Linked DNA regions of Homo sapiens: region 2 is linked to region 1. Evidence: read pairs that join two places in POLR2A ChIA-PET (ENCODE). Cell type or tissue: Panc1. All regions are shown on one strand. Each heading gives the region's core, and the rest is flanking DNA. Links, peaks and the distances in the headings are about the cores only.

Region 1 (8,413 bases), core at 383-8,382:
TAGTCTGTAATTTTTACCCCTTCATCCCATGGGAGTGACATAAATTGCTGCCCAATTTTCAATATCACAACTACTTTTCCTGAAATCTTCAGACATCCCTAGAAGAGATGTACCAGCCCCAAAGACTCGGCTTTCCTTTCTGGGCCTATATGTCAATCAGATCTTGGTCCCATAAGTCTCCACTGCCACATTACTCTTTGTAATATCTAGGTACCAGAGAAAGTCTTGCAAAGTCCTTGAAGGCACAAGGACAAGAGTGTTCACATGGTTTGTTAAGCAAAAGGGTTATTAAGAACTCAGATGTCCTTTAACAAGACAAGAGATGAATAAATGCTGTGTTATTCATAGAAATCAAATGTATAGAGTAGTGACAATGAATGAACCATTTGCATGAAGTTAGACGAGCCTTAAAATCATGATGTTGAGTGAAACAAGCAGGATGCTTTTTACAGCAAGATAACATTTATATAAGTTCAGCACCTTGGTGAGGATAAACATCAAATTTAGGAGATCAGTGACTCCTGGGAAGACTGATACAAACCAGAAAGGCTACAGAGGGGCTTCAACTATACTGGAAATTTTTTTTCTTAAAGTGGTGGCAGGTACCTTGGATGTCAATTGTGTAAAAAGTAAGAATTTATATATGAAGAAAATAATTTATAAGAAAACACAGGAAGAGGCCAGGCACGGTGGCTCATGACTGTAATCCCAGCACTTTGGGAGGCTGAGGCGGGAGGATCACAAGGTCAGGAGATCGAGACCATCCTGGCCAACGTGGTGAAACCCTGTCTCTACTAAAATACAAAAAAAAAAAAATTATCCAGGCATGCGCCTGTAGTCCCAGCTACTCAGGAGGCTGAGGCAGGGGAATCGCTTGAACCTGGGAGGTGGAGGTTGCAGTGAGCTGAGATCGCACCACTGCACTCCAGCCTGGTGACAGAGCGAGACTCTGTCTCAAAAAAAAAAAAAGAAAACACAGGAAGAGATTGTGTCCAGGAGAATCAAGGAGAGAGGTGGTTCTTGAAGTGGTCCTTTGAGGATCCATAGGATGCCCATCTATGGTGATGGAAGAGAGAGTGTCCCTAACAAAGAGGATAACACAAAGATAGGGAAGTGGCACTATACAGGGTATGCTCCAGGGACAAGTATACTGGTCTGACCAGAGGGCAGAGGGCATAGCAGAGGGGTCTTCATGCCTTCTTCCACTACAAACCTCCTTCACCCTAACCCAAACACACATACACACACACAACCAAGAAACAGACTGACTGGGTTCAAATTCCACCTTTGCCTCTTACTATCATCATTCTGTGCCTCAGTTTCCTCACCATTAATATGAGCATAATAAGAGAAACCACCTTGCAGGGTTGATTTTTGTTGTTGTTGTTCGTTTGTTTGTTTGTTTGAGATGGAATCTCCCTCTGTCACCCAGGTTGGAGTGCAATGGCACAATTTCAGCTCACTGCAAACTCTGCCTCCCAGGTTCAAGCAATTCTTGTGCCTCAGCCTCCCAAATAGCTAGGATTACAGGTGCATGCCACCACTCCTGGCTAATTTTTGTATTTTTAGTAGAGATGGGTTTTCGCCATGATGGCCAGGCTGGTCTCGAACTCCTGACCTCAAGTGCTCTGCCCGCCTTGGCCTCCCAAAGTGCTGGGATTACAAGCAGGAGCCACCGTGCCTGGCCAAATGAGCTAATTCTTGTTAATAATTTATTTAGACAGTGCTTGGCACCTCCTAAGTACTCAGTGCTCATTGTTGATTTTCATTATTATTATTACAGCATGAGCAAATGTTCTACTCAGGGACAATCTTCTACCTGTAGTAAGCAGGTTGCTGTGACTGGGCTCTGAAATCTCTCCCTCTTCTGCATCAAATTAGTGATTAGCCTTTGAGTACACTAGAGGTCTAAGAGCTGGGTTAGGGGCTCAGCTCTGTCATTGACAACTACCTGTGTGATCTTGGAAAACTTACTTAACTTTTCTGAGCCTCAGTTTACTCATCTGTAAGATGGGGCAAATGATAGCATCTACAACATAAGCCTGATATTATGATTAAACATGTTGCCTGTGCAATATGGCAAAACCTTGTCTCTACCAAAAATATAAAAAACTAGCCAGGGGCCAGGTCATGGTGGCTCACGCCTGTAATCCCAGCACTTTGGGTGGCCAAGGCAGGTGGATCACTTGAGGTCAGGAGTTTGAGACCAGCCAAGTCAACATGGCAAAACCTTGTCTCTACTAAAAATACAAAAATTACCTGGGCTTTGTGGTGCATGCCGCAATCCCATCTACCCAGGAGGCTGAGGCAGGAGAATCGCTTGAACCCAGGAGATGGAGGTTGCAGTGAGCCAAGATCATGCCACTGCATTCCAGCCTGGGCAACAGAGTGAGACTCTGTTTCAATTTAAAAAAAAAGAAGAAGAAGAAACTAGCCAGGCGTGGCGCCATGTGCCTGTAGTCTGTTCTACTTGGGAGGCTGAGGTGGGAGGATTGCTTGAGCCTCAGAGGCAGAGGTTGCAGTGAGCTGAGATCATGCCACTGCACTCCAGCCTCGGTGACAGTGAGACCCCAACTCAAAAAAAAAAAAAAGAATGAATATAAGTTCTCAGTAAGTGTGCTGTATGTGCAATTACAAACATATCCACACACACTAATGCCGCATCACAGATATTTTGCCTTGAGTTTCCATTTCTGGAAGCCTGGAATAGTTATGTTTCCTGAGTATGTACTCTTTCAGGCATGGTAGTGGGTACTCCCACAGTCCTGCTAAGTAGTATTAGAGTAATGCTAGTTACTGCCACATAAACCATGAGATCTGAGTGACTTACCCCAGCAGAGTTTTATTTCCATCACTCACATGGTCTCCTGCAGGCATGTCTGGTTATTCAGAGTCTGGATCCTTCTGCCTTATAGGCTCTGCTCAAGATTGGCTCCAGGGCCAGTGAGTTCTCAACAGTGTAGTGAGAGGATAGGGAGAGAAGGCAGTATGTCAGGAAAGAGAATTTCTATGGACCAGGCTATTTTTTTTTTTTTTTTTTGAGACGGAGTTTCTCTCCGTTGCCCAGGCTGGAGTGCAGTGACACGATTCGGCTCACTGCAAGCTCTGCCTCCTGGATTCACACCATTCTCCTGCCTCAGCCTCCCCAGTAGCTGGGACTACAGACGCCCGCCACCACGCCTGGCTAATTTTTCTGTATTTTTAGTAGAGACAGGGTTTCACCGTGTTAGCCAGGATGGTCTCGATCTCCTGACATCGTGATCTACCCACCTCGGCCTCCCAAAGTGCTGGGATTACAGGCGTGAGCCACCACATCCGGCCCAGGCTATTTCTTTTACTAGAACACAGTCTATAACTGTGTCTGACTGCAAATGAAGCTGGAAATGCAATCTACCTGTGTGACCTGGAAGGAGAGGCCAAGCTGGCAGAGAGCTAGCTAGTCTCTGCTGTAGTGGGAGTATTATCCCTAGGGGATAAGAAATCTTAGACTTACAGAAATTACATACTTGCTCAAGGTCTTTCACTAAATGGCAGAGTCAGACTTCAAACCCAGGTCCCACTGGCTTCAATATCTGTAGCTTGTCACCATCTAAGCTGTCTCACAGGGGCACAGAATTATCCCTGGGCTGAGTCCCGCAATCAGATGGGATGAAGGTACAGGGCCCAGTTGGATGTGAAATCACAAAGCCACAATCCCTATCATCAGAGTCATTGAATTGTTAGGTGGAGGTGATGTACCTTGTGTAAGAGCACAACAAGGCAAGGGTTTGCCACAGCCAGGTAAAGCCAGGGTGGCATCTAATGTGGGGCTGAAAAGAAGTCCCAGTGGGCAGCATATTTGGGGGAGGTTAAGAAGGGACCCTCCTCCACTTTTGCTGAGGGTTTCAGATTATTTCCCTACCCAACATTCTTCAGAAAGTCTGGCTTCCTGAGTCTTTCTAAAGGTATTTACCTTGTGTAAGATAAGAAAGAAAACAAGCATGCATGCCCTGAACCAACCCCTTTGGAGAGTTGGAAAAATTCCACTTGTGAACAATTTTATTTGTACTCAATTCTCTGATTCCTTTGCTAACTCTTGGTATTTCAGTTTACTATTAAGCCCATCAACTTGCCTCAAGAGATTAAGTCACAATCAATAGGAACTGAAGGAAAAGATGGTAGGAGTTATTTTATTTAGATAGTTCATCTCTGTCTTCTGGATGTTGGTGAAATGGAATTTAGGAAATTGTTCTAATAAAGCAAAGCTCAGGGGAGGAAGCTTTCAGCACATGGCAGCAACACAGATGCTGGGTCACTGGGCCGCCAGCTGGTAGACCACGCGGCTGCAGACTCAGAAGGGGAGGTGGCTGAGGGAAGCACTCCCATTTGTAAGCAGGACCTTAAGCAGGTGAAGAAGAGTGAGAAGTGTTTGTGGGAAGGAGAGCTACAGGAGAGTAATTTTACCCTCGATTGGCACTTACATGATGGACAGGATTGTAAAGTGTACCTTTTTATCAGGGGATAAGATCCCCTCTTATAACTGAACCCAGGTTTGGCCGCTCGCCACTCAAAAGGCAAACTCAAGAGACAAGAGTTGGTGAGAGGAAAAGCAGGTTTGTTCAGGAGCTGACAACCTGAAGAGATGGTGGGCTAGTGTCACAAAGACCATCTCAAGTTTCCCAAGCTGGCCAGAGGGTTTTTATAGGAGGGAGGATATGGAGAAGCTTTGTGCATGGGTTGACTATATGTGGGTCAGTATATCTAGTCTTGATGACCATCTTGAGCAATGAACCGTCTGCTGGTCTGGCTGGCACCAGCTTGACTGCAACAGGAATACACATTAACTGCTCAGCATTCTTCCCAAGGTGAGATATTCTGCAACCTTAATTCTGTGCTTAGTTTTTCAAGGCCAGTTTTTGGAGTTCTTTAAGCAGAGCATATAAATAGCTTTGCTATTCATAAAATGAAGAGGAAAAAAAAGGAAAACAAAGAAGAATAATTGTTTTTCAAGATAGGGTGGTAGTTTCTGTTACACTCTCACTCCGCTAGAAAACAGAGACATTTTGGTAATGAGATTTGTATTATCCAGAACAAAAGATCCAATAATATGGTGGGTTAAAGAACAAATAAGTTTTTCTCTCTAGCTTGCAGTCTGTATGTAGATGGCCCAGATTGGTGGAGCAGCTCTATTCTTTAAGCCGTTCAGGAGAGCAGGGCCCTGGAAATCATTGCCTCACTCTACCCTGTATCATGAAGGCTGGGTTTCCACCAGTCTGTGCTCCAGCTTGGTGACATGCATGCAGAATGACTTAAGGCCCAGGCCTTGAAAGGGCAAACATTACTTCCCTCCCATGGAGATAAATCAGCAATAGGGTCACACTCAGGAAGTGTCCTAACTGGGTGGCCATGTCCAACTACAACCCTGTTGCCTTAGATTTAGAAGAAGAGAGAGGGTCTAAAGGAGATGGGTTCATGGCCCAGTGACTGTAAGAAGAGTTGGAGATGTGGAGCTGCCCTGGGAAGCCAAAGTGAGGGGCTGTGTCTGCTGAAGAGATCCTGGGTGAGGGAAGACAAACTAAGCAGTCAAGAGATTCCATTCCTGAACATTCTTGTGACTATTCTCCGAAAGGGTGAGAAGGGATGACTGGAACTTTCAGTAAAGAACTGTTTTGAAATTATTTTGGGGCTGGGCATGGTGGCTCACACCTGTAATCCCAGCACTTTGGGAGGCCGAGGCAGGTGGATCACTTGAGATCAAGCGTTCAAGACCAACCTGGCCAACATGGTGAAGCCTGTCTCTACTAAAAATACAAAATTAGCCAGGCATAGTGGCACACACACCTGTAATCCCAGCTACTTGGGAGGCTGAGACAGGAGAATTGCTTGAACCTGGGAGGCGGAGCTTGCAGTGAGCCAAGATCACGCCACTGCACTCCAGACTGCGCGACAGAGCAAGACTCTCCAAAAAAAAAAAAAAAGAAATTATTCTTGATCCTGAGTATGTGAGTGACTCATTTACAATTACATGAACTGTTCTTCCGTCTTCCACCATGGGGAGGGGCCATGGTGCTGGGGCTGCGCTTCTCTACTCCAGCTTAGTGAGGAGGAGATTCTCAGCAAGGGCTCTGTGGACCCACACGAGGTCGATTTCCCTGAACGTTCTCCTCTGGTAACCTAGACTTTACTCTTGCCCCCGTACTACTCGTATAATTTCTGATCTGAGTCTGTCTTCATTTCCACACATTTAAACACCATGAGGGCAGGAATCCCAACGTTCTAGGTCAGTGCAGTGCACAGAGTTCTTAACACATGCTCAACACATAGTAGGTACTCAGTTAATAACTACAAATTGAATTTCTATGAGGCCCTCTGAATTGCTGCCAAACAGGAGAATGGCTTGGATTGACACGAAGGAAGAGGCTGAGGTCTTATGCAGGTCTTATGCAGGAAACACTCCAGGGTTTCAGAGCCACCTCAGGGCTTTAGGCAGAGCATCTGACCTTCCCAGGTCTTGCCTGCAGCAGACTCAGCACTCCAACCAGCCAAGCACTACTGGGAGCTCAGGCTGACAGCCCAGCCTAGCACCTGAGTCACTGGGATTCCTCAGAACAGACCCATCCCATGGACCCATGCAGTGCCCACGAACACGGTCACTGCACATGCTGCCAGCTGCTACGGCCTGCACTGAAGAGGAGATTAGCACTATCCCCTCCCCACCCTGGAATCCCTATCCACCCTCCCACCGCCTCCCTCTCCTCCACCACCCTCAGATCAGGAGGAAGTCTCTCTTCATCTCTGCAGTCTCATCTCTGGACACTGCGTCTCATTTCCTTTCTGTTCCCTGAGAACTTCCCTGGGAAGGAGATGGGGTTGGAGAGGCTGCCCAGTCTCTACCACACCTTGAAGGGAGATCTTCCTCACTGCCTTAAGTATTTCCAGATCAAGTGTCCTTCATCCTCCCCTAAATGTCCACTTCTTGGGGGCTCATTTCTTCTGGTTAATCCATCCTACATCCCCTCAGTTCTGTCATCTAAGGCCATCCTGGCTGTACTCCCTCTTTTCTTGAGTGATGTGGCAATTTGTTCACGGTCCACCTCTCTTCATGGCCTGTGCCATCCAGGTTAGCCTCCATGACCTGTGGATACACCTCTGATACTATGGCCTTGGACTTCTTGATCTCACCAATAGAGCCTTTCCCCGCTTCATTCTGGTACCCACTGGCTGTCTTCCCAACCTCAGGGCAAGCCTCTTGAAGACAGGGGCTGCACCTAATTCATCTTTAAGTTCTGAGGACTTAGAACAGTGTTCACCTGAGAGAAGGCTCTTGATAAATGTTTGAGTGAATGGATGAATAGATGAACATGTGAAAATGAGTGCCTAGTCCACATTCGAGGTATTGAAGTAATATACTAGCTTAATAATTCAGACAGACAAATTAATCAAGTCATAAAGCTCCTAACAATAGTTTGCCTTAAGTATGTGTGCAAGTTCCTCAGGTGGAGAATATTAGTATTATTAATAATTTTAGCGATGGTAATTTGATTAAATGAAAGATTACTGTGCTTGATTCATGGCTGAGAATATTTGGTCTTTATGTGGGATTGTTACAAGAAATACCTAATGATGTGGGGAGGTGGGGTAGGGACTTATTTGAAATGAAATAAGAAGCAATCCTTGAAAATTTAGTCTTTAGAACAGAGCTGAGAGTCATCTGCCACAGTTAGAAATGGTTTGAGGATATGCTTCTGTGGCTCACAAATGGTTGCACCAAGAATCAAGTCCTGTGGGTTCCTTTCTGTCACCTGAGATCTAAAACTGGTAATCAAGTCAAATAAATATATTAAAAACAAACATACTAACAAAAAACATCACCACTAACCCCTTCTTCAAATACAGGACAAAGGGGTTATTTTTCTTCTGCTAAAGTTTAAGCAGACAAAGGCCATTTAGGGATGAGGCTGTAGTCCAAAAAAACAACATTTTTCAATTTAATGTAGCTAGGGTGGGCACTCTGGAGGAGCCAGAAAATTGCTGCTTGGTAAGTGGGAGAAGATTTGTTTGTTTGCTTTTTCCTACTTTTATTTTCAATTCAGGGATATATGTGCAAGTTTGTTACATGGGTACATTGCACGATGCTGAGGTTTAGGGTACAAATGATTCACTCACCTAAGTATTGAGCAGTGTTCCCGATAGTTAGTTTTTTCAACCCTTGCCCCCTCCTTCCCTCTTCTAGTAGTCCCCAGTTTCTATTGTTACCATCTTTATATCCATGTATACCCAATGTTTAGTTCCCACTTATAAGTGAGAACATGTGACATTTGGTTTCTGTTCCTGCATTAAATTGCTTAGGATAATGGTCTCCAACTGCATCCGTGTTGCTGCAAAGGACATGATTTCATTCTTTTTTATAGCTGCATAGTATTCCATGGGGCAT
Region 2 (8,413 bases), core at 60-8,059, 55 kb after region 1:
TTGGGCCAGGCTTGAGGACTGCAACCCCAGATCATAGATTAAAGTTGTCCTGAATATGCGCTCAAATTTGTAGCAGTTACAAGGGGATTTTTAAAGGCAAAACTTGGGGGCAGGGAGTGGACTGATACAAAGCTGTTTGTCAGGAATTCTCATTTGTTTACAGAAATAACATTGCCTATTGATTGGCTATACATTGTTAAGCCATAGAATGTGGATTATCGTGTCTAATGTGGCAATAGCAAGCAGTTGATCAATACATAGCTCAAAGCGGGGAGTACAGCGTGATTGCTTTCTCAATTCAATGTCTCTCTGGGCCTGATTATTAAAAGGAATTGCCTTCCTTACATAAAAGTTATTTTCTTTATTCTTTTCCTTTTTTTTTTTTTTTTTTTTTGAGACAGGGTTTCACTCTGACATCCAGGCTGGAGTGCAGTGGTGTGATTACAGCTCACTGTAGCCTCGACCTCCTAGGCTCAAGCAATCCTCCCACCTCAGCCTCCCATGTACCCTGGCTAATTTTTTTTATTTTTTGTAGACACGGGGTCTCACTTTGTTTTCTGAGCCAGTCTTGAACTCCTGGGTTCAAGCAATCCTCCTGCCTCAGCCTCCCAAAGTGCTGGGATTATGGGCGTGAGCCCCCACACCCCTCCTAGAAGTTTTTTTTTCTCAGATGCTTTATCAATTTAAGGCTCACCCCCATGCTAGTGTTTTCCCCTTTTTTTTTTTTTTTTTTTTTTCTGAGACTGAGTCTCACTCTGTTGCCCAGGCTGGAGTGCAGTGGTGTGATCTCAGCTCACTGCAATCTCCGCCTCCTGGGTTCAAGTGATTCTCCAGCCTCAGCCTCCTGAGTAGCTGGGACTACAGGTGTACACCACCATGCCTGGCTAATTTTGTATTTTCAGTAGATATGGGGTTTCACCATGTTAGCCAGGCTGGTCTCAAACTCCTGACCTCAGGTGATTCGCTCCCAAAGTGCTGGGATCACAGGCGTGAGCCATGGTGCTTGGCCACCCACCTCGCCCAGCCAATTTTTTTTTTTACAGCAATGTTCTTCCTATTATTTTTTCTTTTTGTGACTTCCTCATTTTCAAAGAGTTATTTCACCAAATAAACCACACTAATCATCCACTCTTCCAAATTATGTTTGTCAGAAACATCATTGGTGTAATAATCTCTATAATATTTGTCATCCTAAAAACGTAAAGAACTGTGATATTTTGGTGAACTTCAGATGCATTTTCTACCAGGCTGCTTGAAATATTACTGGTTCCCACTTCTACCAATCTTACTTAAATGCTGGCCTCAAGCTAAGAGCTAGTTCTCACAGCAGGCTGTGGGTAGCGGGCTTACCTGAAGAGCTCACATCCCCCGGAGAAACCAGACTCTCAGGAGCAACCAGCTTCTTCCCTGTTACCTGCTCTTTTTCTTTCTTTTTAATTTCTCTTTACTAGGTAACACCGCTATCCCACCTTCTGCCGGATCAAATCATTGGAGCCCCCTGAATCAGGCAAACCACCGTGGGTCACTCAGTCCTAGCCTTTCACCAGGCGCTCAGCATCATTGCCTAGGACTCACATGTGGGTGGCAGTATCAAGGGTCCTATCATCATTTTATATCAAACCTCCAAAAGCTCAGGCCTCCAAGCTCAGCCTCTTAAGATTGGCCTTTTCTTTTCCAGATTTATGGTCCCTAGGCTTGGCTGAGAAGTGTAGAGTAGAAATTTAAACCACATAGACATTTTTCTTAGGTCTCAAACAAGGGAAAGCTGCATTTCACCTTATTAAATCATTTGTTTTTACCTTGGAGATATTGTAAATCTTGAAACTGATAGAGCATTCCTTGTTTTCTAGGAAGCTCAGGGCTGAGTTTTCAGCCCCTTTTGCAACTAGGAAAGACATGGCAGCAGTGATTTAAGTAATGACACTACTCCTGGTTTATTTTTTCCTAATGTTTTATGTTCCCTCAGTCTTGAGTTTCTCATTTACTTATTTTTCATCATATCATATTATGTGTATCTTTGTAGTGTAATAGAATATTAATGTGTAAGGGATCCAAAATCATGGGAGGAGGCCGGGTGCGATGGCTCATGCCTGTAATCTCAACACTTTGAGAGCCCAAGGCGGGCAGATCACTTGAGGTCAGGAGTTCGAGACCAGCCTCGCCAACATGGTGAAACTCCGTCTCTACTAAAAATACAAAAATTAGCCGGGTATGGCAGCACATGCCAATAATCCCATCTACTTAGGAGACTGAGGCAGGAGAATCACTTGAACCCAGGAGGCGGAGGTTGCAGTGAGCCAAGATGGCGCCATTGCACTCCAGCCTGGGAGACAAGAGCAAGACTCTTGTCTAAAAAAAAAAAAAAAAAAAAAACATGAGAGGCATTTTCCCTTCCACACACCAAGAAGGCAGCTGAGTGGGTGCTCTGTGTTCTGGCATTCTTGTTTCATCATGCGTTTGGGGAGGGCATGCACGGGGGGGTCAATATTGAGGATTCCAGGACATTTCTTTCTATTTCAGGAACTCTCCTGAAGTCAACCTACAGCTGATGTTTGGTTAGGACATGGAGGTGAATAGGGAACGAGAGAATGAAGGTGGCATGATTCAGGTGGGAGAGGGAGAAGGGGGACAATTTAATGCTGGATTATATGTGGGGTATGAGAGAAACTGAAGCATTTGGGCTGAGCCCAGTGCTATCAGAATGGGAATACTGGAGGGAGTAGATTGGGGTTGAAGTTCTCTGAGCTCTGTGTCTGACATGTTAAATTGACACAGCTGACAGACATCCAGGTAGGCTGTTGGGTCTATGAGTCTGGAGTTCAAGGGAGAGTCCAAGGGTGGAAGCTCCATTTCCAAAGCCTTCAGCATACTGATGGCACTTACAGCCATAGGACCTATTGAGATCACTCAAGAAGAGGGTGTAGGGATCAGCGGTATCCAAGGGAGAGAATACAGTCATGGGTTCTTAGTTTATGTTTCTGGGTGGGCCAGTAAAGCCCCTTCCTCATCCCTTTTTTCTGCTTATCACTGGAGACAGAAACTAAAAAGCAGTTGTTAGCAGCCATGGTTTCAGGCTGCTAAAAGCCTAGAGCAAAACAAAACAACAACAACAAAATAAGGCAGGTTGGACAAGCTTGGTAGGCAGAGGAGAGGGCCAAGAACTGAGCCATTGTTCAGTTTAGGAAGAGAAGAAGGATCCAGCTAAGGGGGCAAAGGAGCAGCCAGTGAGGTGGGCAAATCAGGAGAACATGATGTCTGGGTAGCCAAGCAAAGAAAGGGTTTCACACAACCTCGGCAAGTCCACTGAGAGTAGAGGAAGATGTGCATAGAGAGTGGGTTATTGCATTTCCCATTGTGGAGGTCAAGAGTGACCTCAACAAAGGCCTATTCATTGGGTGAACAAAAGCCTAACTCAAATAAGTTGAATAGAATGGGAGGGAGGAGGTGCAGACAATGAGCTCACTGGGATCTTGTTGGAAAGGGGCTAGAAAGGGGCTGGAGGAATCTATCTGTAGCTGGAAGGAAATGTGAAGTCAAGGAATGTTTTTTTGTCTTTATCATTGAAAATATTTTAGTATGTTCATATGTTGATGAGAATGATCTCCTAGAGAGGGGAAAACCTACAGCGGGCACAGGAATGGGAGGAGGAATTGCTAGAACAAAGTTTAGCTGTGATAAAAGAGACAGGGGAGGCCAGGCGCGGTGGCTCATGCCTGTAGTCTCAGCACTTTGGGAAGCCGAGGCGGGCAGATCATGAGGTCAGGAGATCAAGATCATCCTGGCCAACATGGTGAAACCCCATCTCTACTAAAAACACAAAAATTAAGCTGAGTGTGGTGGTGCGTGCTTGTAATCCAAGCTACTCGGGAGGCTGAGGCACGAGAATCACTTGAACCCAGGAGGCAGAGGTTGCAGTGAGCCGAGATTGTGCCACTGTACTCCAGCCTGGCGACAGAGCGACACTCCATCTAAAAAAAAAAAAAAAGATCGAGACCATCCTGGCTCACACGGTGAAACCCCATCTCTCTACTAAAAAAAAAAAAAAATACAAAAAATTAGCTGGGTGTGGTGGCGGGCGCCTATAGTCCCAGCTACTCAGGAGGCTGAGGCAAGAGAATGGCATGAGTCCGGGAGGCGGAGCTTGCAGTGAGCCCAGATCACGCCACTGCACTCCAGCCTGGGTGACAGAGCGAGACTCCGTCTCAAAAAAAAAAAAAAAAAATGCAAGTGTGCAAAGTGGGTGCTGCCCTTTCTCAGAAGCACACACAGGACAAGCACAGGGCTGGAAAACAGTCCGGTCAATGGGTTCAAATGCATGGGGATCTGAGGAGCTGGTGATTGCAGCATGGGGAGGTGATCTTCTGAGTGCTTTGGTTTTCTCTGTGTATTAATATTCAAGATTCTTTTCTGAGAATGGGGAGAGAGAGAGGCATTGGGATTTTGAGAAGAGAGGAGAAGGTGTAAAATAGTTATTTAGGACAGAGCGAGAGTGAATAGAGCAGGGAAATGTAGTTTGGGGAGCCCGCTGGAGATGTGTGGTCATACATGTAAAGCAAGGCTAGTCAGATTGGTTACGTGTGTTTCTATGGCCATGCTGGGGGCACCCTGGAAGTAAGTGAGGCCTTTTTGGTTGCTGCAGTGATGGGTGGGGTCAGGCGGGTACTGCTGCCATTCATTGGCCAGGAAAGGTCAGGATGCTAAATGTCCTACAAGACACAGGCCCTTTATTAGCTGTAAAGCCTGCTTACATTTAAATATAAATTTTTTCTAGTTTTAACTGAATTTTTCTAGGTATACACCAAATTTTCTAGGAAAACAACTTTCTTTTACATTGAGGGTAAATTGTACTTTGGAATTTTACCAAGTTGTTCACTATTTTAGAAAATCAAGTCATTCTCTCATATTTCAGTTACCAAAGTAACATAGTGTTAGTCTGCATTAGTACCAGTGGTAGTCACAGTGATTCTACTTGTGTATAGACAAATGTGCTTATGTAGCTCTTATTTCAAAGTATTTGAAGTAAAGAAAAATGAATATTTTCCCTTAGAAATTTATATAATCTCCTGATGACTTGATTGTGTATTCTAGTATAGTTGTGCTACAGGATTTGCATACTGAAAATTTACCATTCTACTTTATACTTAAGGCAGTATGTTGATTTTTTTTTTTTTTTGACAGAGTCTCACTCTGTTGCCCAGGCTGGAGTACAGTGATGCAATCTCCGTTCACTGCAACCTCTGCCTCCCGGGTTCAAGTGATTCTCCTGCCTCAGCCTCCCAAGTAGCTGGGATTACAGACGACCACCACCATGCCTAGCTAATTTTTTGTATTTTTAGTAGAGACGGGGTTTCACTATGTTGGCCAGGCTGGTCTTGAACTCCTGACCTCATGATCCACCCACCTTGACCTATGTTGGTCAGGCTGGTCTTGAACTCCTGATCTCGTGATCCACCTGCCTTAGCCTCCCAAAGTGCTGGGATTACAGGTGTGAGCCACCGCGCCTGGAGGCAGTATGTTGATTTTTTAAAAATTGTTTTGCATGTAATTATGATATCTATAGACTTCATTTCAGATTAGGATGGAGGGCATACATCCTTGTTACCTAGGGGGCAGTGGGTCTGTTAAGAGTAGGGAGCCACGGTGCAAAAGGAAAACCAGGAAGAGATTATTGTCATAACTGAGCTGAAGTGGAAGAGTGGTCTGGGAGCTTGCTGGCACAGAGATAATTCAAGTATGTGATTCAGAGCAAAAGAGAGTACCACGAAAGGGAGGAACCCCCGGAAAAAGATGGGCAAGACAACTGGGATGCACAGTTGGAATGGCCAAGGAAGCCATGATAATAGAGAGAAGTGACGCTGTCCCCCTAGAACCTCGTAGGGTTGTTAAAGGCTTGCATGTATTTATTTATTTATTTATTTATTTATTTATTTATTTATTTAATTTCAATAGGTTTTTGGGGAACAGGTGGTGTTTGGTTACATGAATAAATTCTTTAGTGGTGATTTCTGAGATTTTGGTTCACCCATCACCCGAGCAGTTTACACTGTACCCAATGTATAGTCTTTCAGCCCTCACCTGCCTCCTGCCCCTGAATCCTCAAAGTCCATTGTATTATTCTTTGGGTCCTCATACCTTAGCTCCCACTTATGAGTGAGAACATACAATGTTTGATTTTCCATTCCTGAGTTACTTCACTTGTCTCAAAAAATATATACATATCCCAGCACTTTGGGAGGCCGAGGTGGGTGGATCACAAGGTCAGGAGATCGAGACCATCCTGGCTAACACGGTGAAACCCCATCTCTGCTAAAAATACAAAAAATTAGCCGGGCATGGTGGCAGGCGCCTGTAGTCCCAGCTACTCAGGAGGCTGAGGCAGGAGAATGGCTTGAACCTGGGAGGCGGAGCTTGCAGTGAGCCAAGATCTCACCACTGCACTCCAGCCTGGGCTACAGAGCAAGACTCCATCTAAAAAAAGAAAAAAAAATATATATATATATATATATATATATATATATATATATATATATATATGTATGTATACATATATACACACACACACACACGTGGGTATACATATATATGTGTATATATATATATAGAGAGAGAGAGAGAGTTTTAAAATATATTCTGGATATTAGTCCTTCATCGATATATGATTTGCAAAATTTTTCTACCATTCTGTGGGATTTCTTTTCAGTTTCTCTCCTTTGAAGCACAAGATATCTTAATTTTGTGTGTGTGTTTTGAGAAGGAGTCTTGCTCTGTCACTCAGGCTGGAGTGCACTGGTGCAGTTTTGGCTCACTGCAGCCTCCACCTCCCAGGTTTAAGTAGTTCTCCTGCCTCAGCCTCCCGAGTAGCTGGGATTACAGGCACCCACCACCACAGCCAGCTAATTTTATTTTTAGTAGAGACTAGGTTTCACCATGTCAGCCAGGCTGGTCTTGAACTCCTGACCTCAAGTGATCCACTCACCTTGGCCACCCAAAGTGCTGGAATTACAGGTGTGAGCCACTGTGCCCAGCTAATCTTTTAATTTTGATGATCCCCAGTTTACCTAATTTTGGATGAGATTAGGCACATTCAGGGTGGTATGGCCGTAGACAGTTTACCTAATTTTGTTGTTGTTATTGCTTGCGCATTCAATATCATATCTAGGAAACTCTTACCTAACCCAAGGTCATGAATATTTACACCTATATTTTCTTCTGAGAGTTTTATAGCTTTAGCTCTTACTTTTAGGATTGTGATCCATTTTAAGTTAGTTTTTGTATACTGTATGAGGCAGGAATCCAACTTTATTCTTTTGCATGTGTCTCAGCCTCCCAAGTAGCTGGGATTACAGGCACTTGCCACCATGCCTGGCTAATTTTTTGTATTTTTAATAGAGACGGGTTTACACTATGTTGGCCAGGCTGGTCTCGAACTCCTGACCTCATGATCTGCCCGCCTCGGCCTCCCAAAGTGCTGGGATTACAGGCGTGAGCCACCGCACCTTGCCTAGGCTCAAAACTCTTATAATTCAATATGAAAAGTCAAATAACTCAATTTTAAAATGGGCAAAAGATTGCAAAAGACATTATCCTAAAAAAAGATATTCATATGGCCACTAAGCACATGAAAAGATGCTCAACATCATTATTCAGTGAGGAAATGCAAATCAAAACTATAATGAAATGCCACTTTCCACCCACCAGGACAGCTATACTCAAAAAGATGGACAGTAACAAGTACTAACACAGATGTGGAGAAATTTAAACCCTGATACAATGTTGGTGGGAATGTAAAATGGGGCATCGGCTTTGGGAAACAAAACTCTTCAAAGTTACACAGAATTACCATATGACCCAACAATTCCACTTCTAGGCATATACCCAAAAGAATTAAAAACATGTATTCACATAAAAATTTTTTTTTTTTTTTTGAGACAGAGTCTCACTCTGTCGCCCAGGCTGGACTGCAGTGGCGTGATCTCGGCTCACTGCAACCTCCACCTCCCGGGTTCAAGTGATTCTCCTGCCTCAGCCTCCTGATTAGCTGGGACTACAGGCACCGGCCACCACGCCCAGCTAATTTTTGTATTTTTAGTAAAACGGGCTTTCACTGTGTTGGCCAGGCTGGTCTTGAACTCCAGACCTCAGGTGATCCACCTGCCTCAGCCTCCCAAAGTGCTGGGATTACAGGTGTGAGCCACCATGCCTGGCCTCACACAAAAACTTTTATGTGAATGTTCATAGCAGCATTACTCATAATAGCCAAAAAGTGTAAATAACCCAACTGCCCATCAACTGACGAATGGATAAACAAAACATGGTCTATCCAGACAACGGAATGTCATTTGGCTATAAAAAGAAATGAAGTACTGAAACATGCTGCAACATGAGTGAACCTCAAAACATTATTTTAAATCAA

The links. Peaks named below come from ENCODE experiments on the same cell type or tissue, not always from the same donor. Only the 100,000 strongest peaks of a DNase experiment are listed, where the experiment ranks them.
Region 2: POLR2A ChIA-PET joins it to region 1 with 13 read pairs; 2 of 35 experiments call an interaction of 5 or more read pairs at or near these places.

Annotation. Positions count from the first base shown.
Region 1 is chr2:100,490,558-100,498,970 of GRCh38, forward strand. It overlaps LOC105373506 (a long non-coding RNA gene), which reads right to left and starts at 3,656. Exons shown (of 5, transcript XR_923098.2): 1 at 3,507-3,656; 2 at 2,831-2,950. In Panc1, for the core only: no CTCF peak of the experiment used is centred there; no DNase peak of the experiment used is centred there; H3K27me3 peaks cover 811 bases.
Region 2 is chr2:100,545,585-100,553,997 of GRCh38, forward strand. No RefSeq gene overlaps it. Among named protein-coding and RNA genes, the nearest start is that of PDCL3, 13 kb to the right of the region's middle. In Panc1, for the core only: no CTCF peak of the experiment used is centred there; no DNase peak of the experiment used is centred there.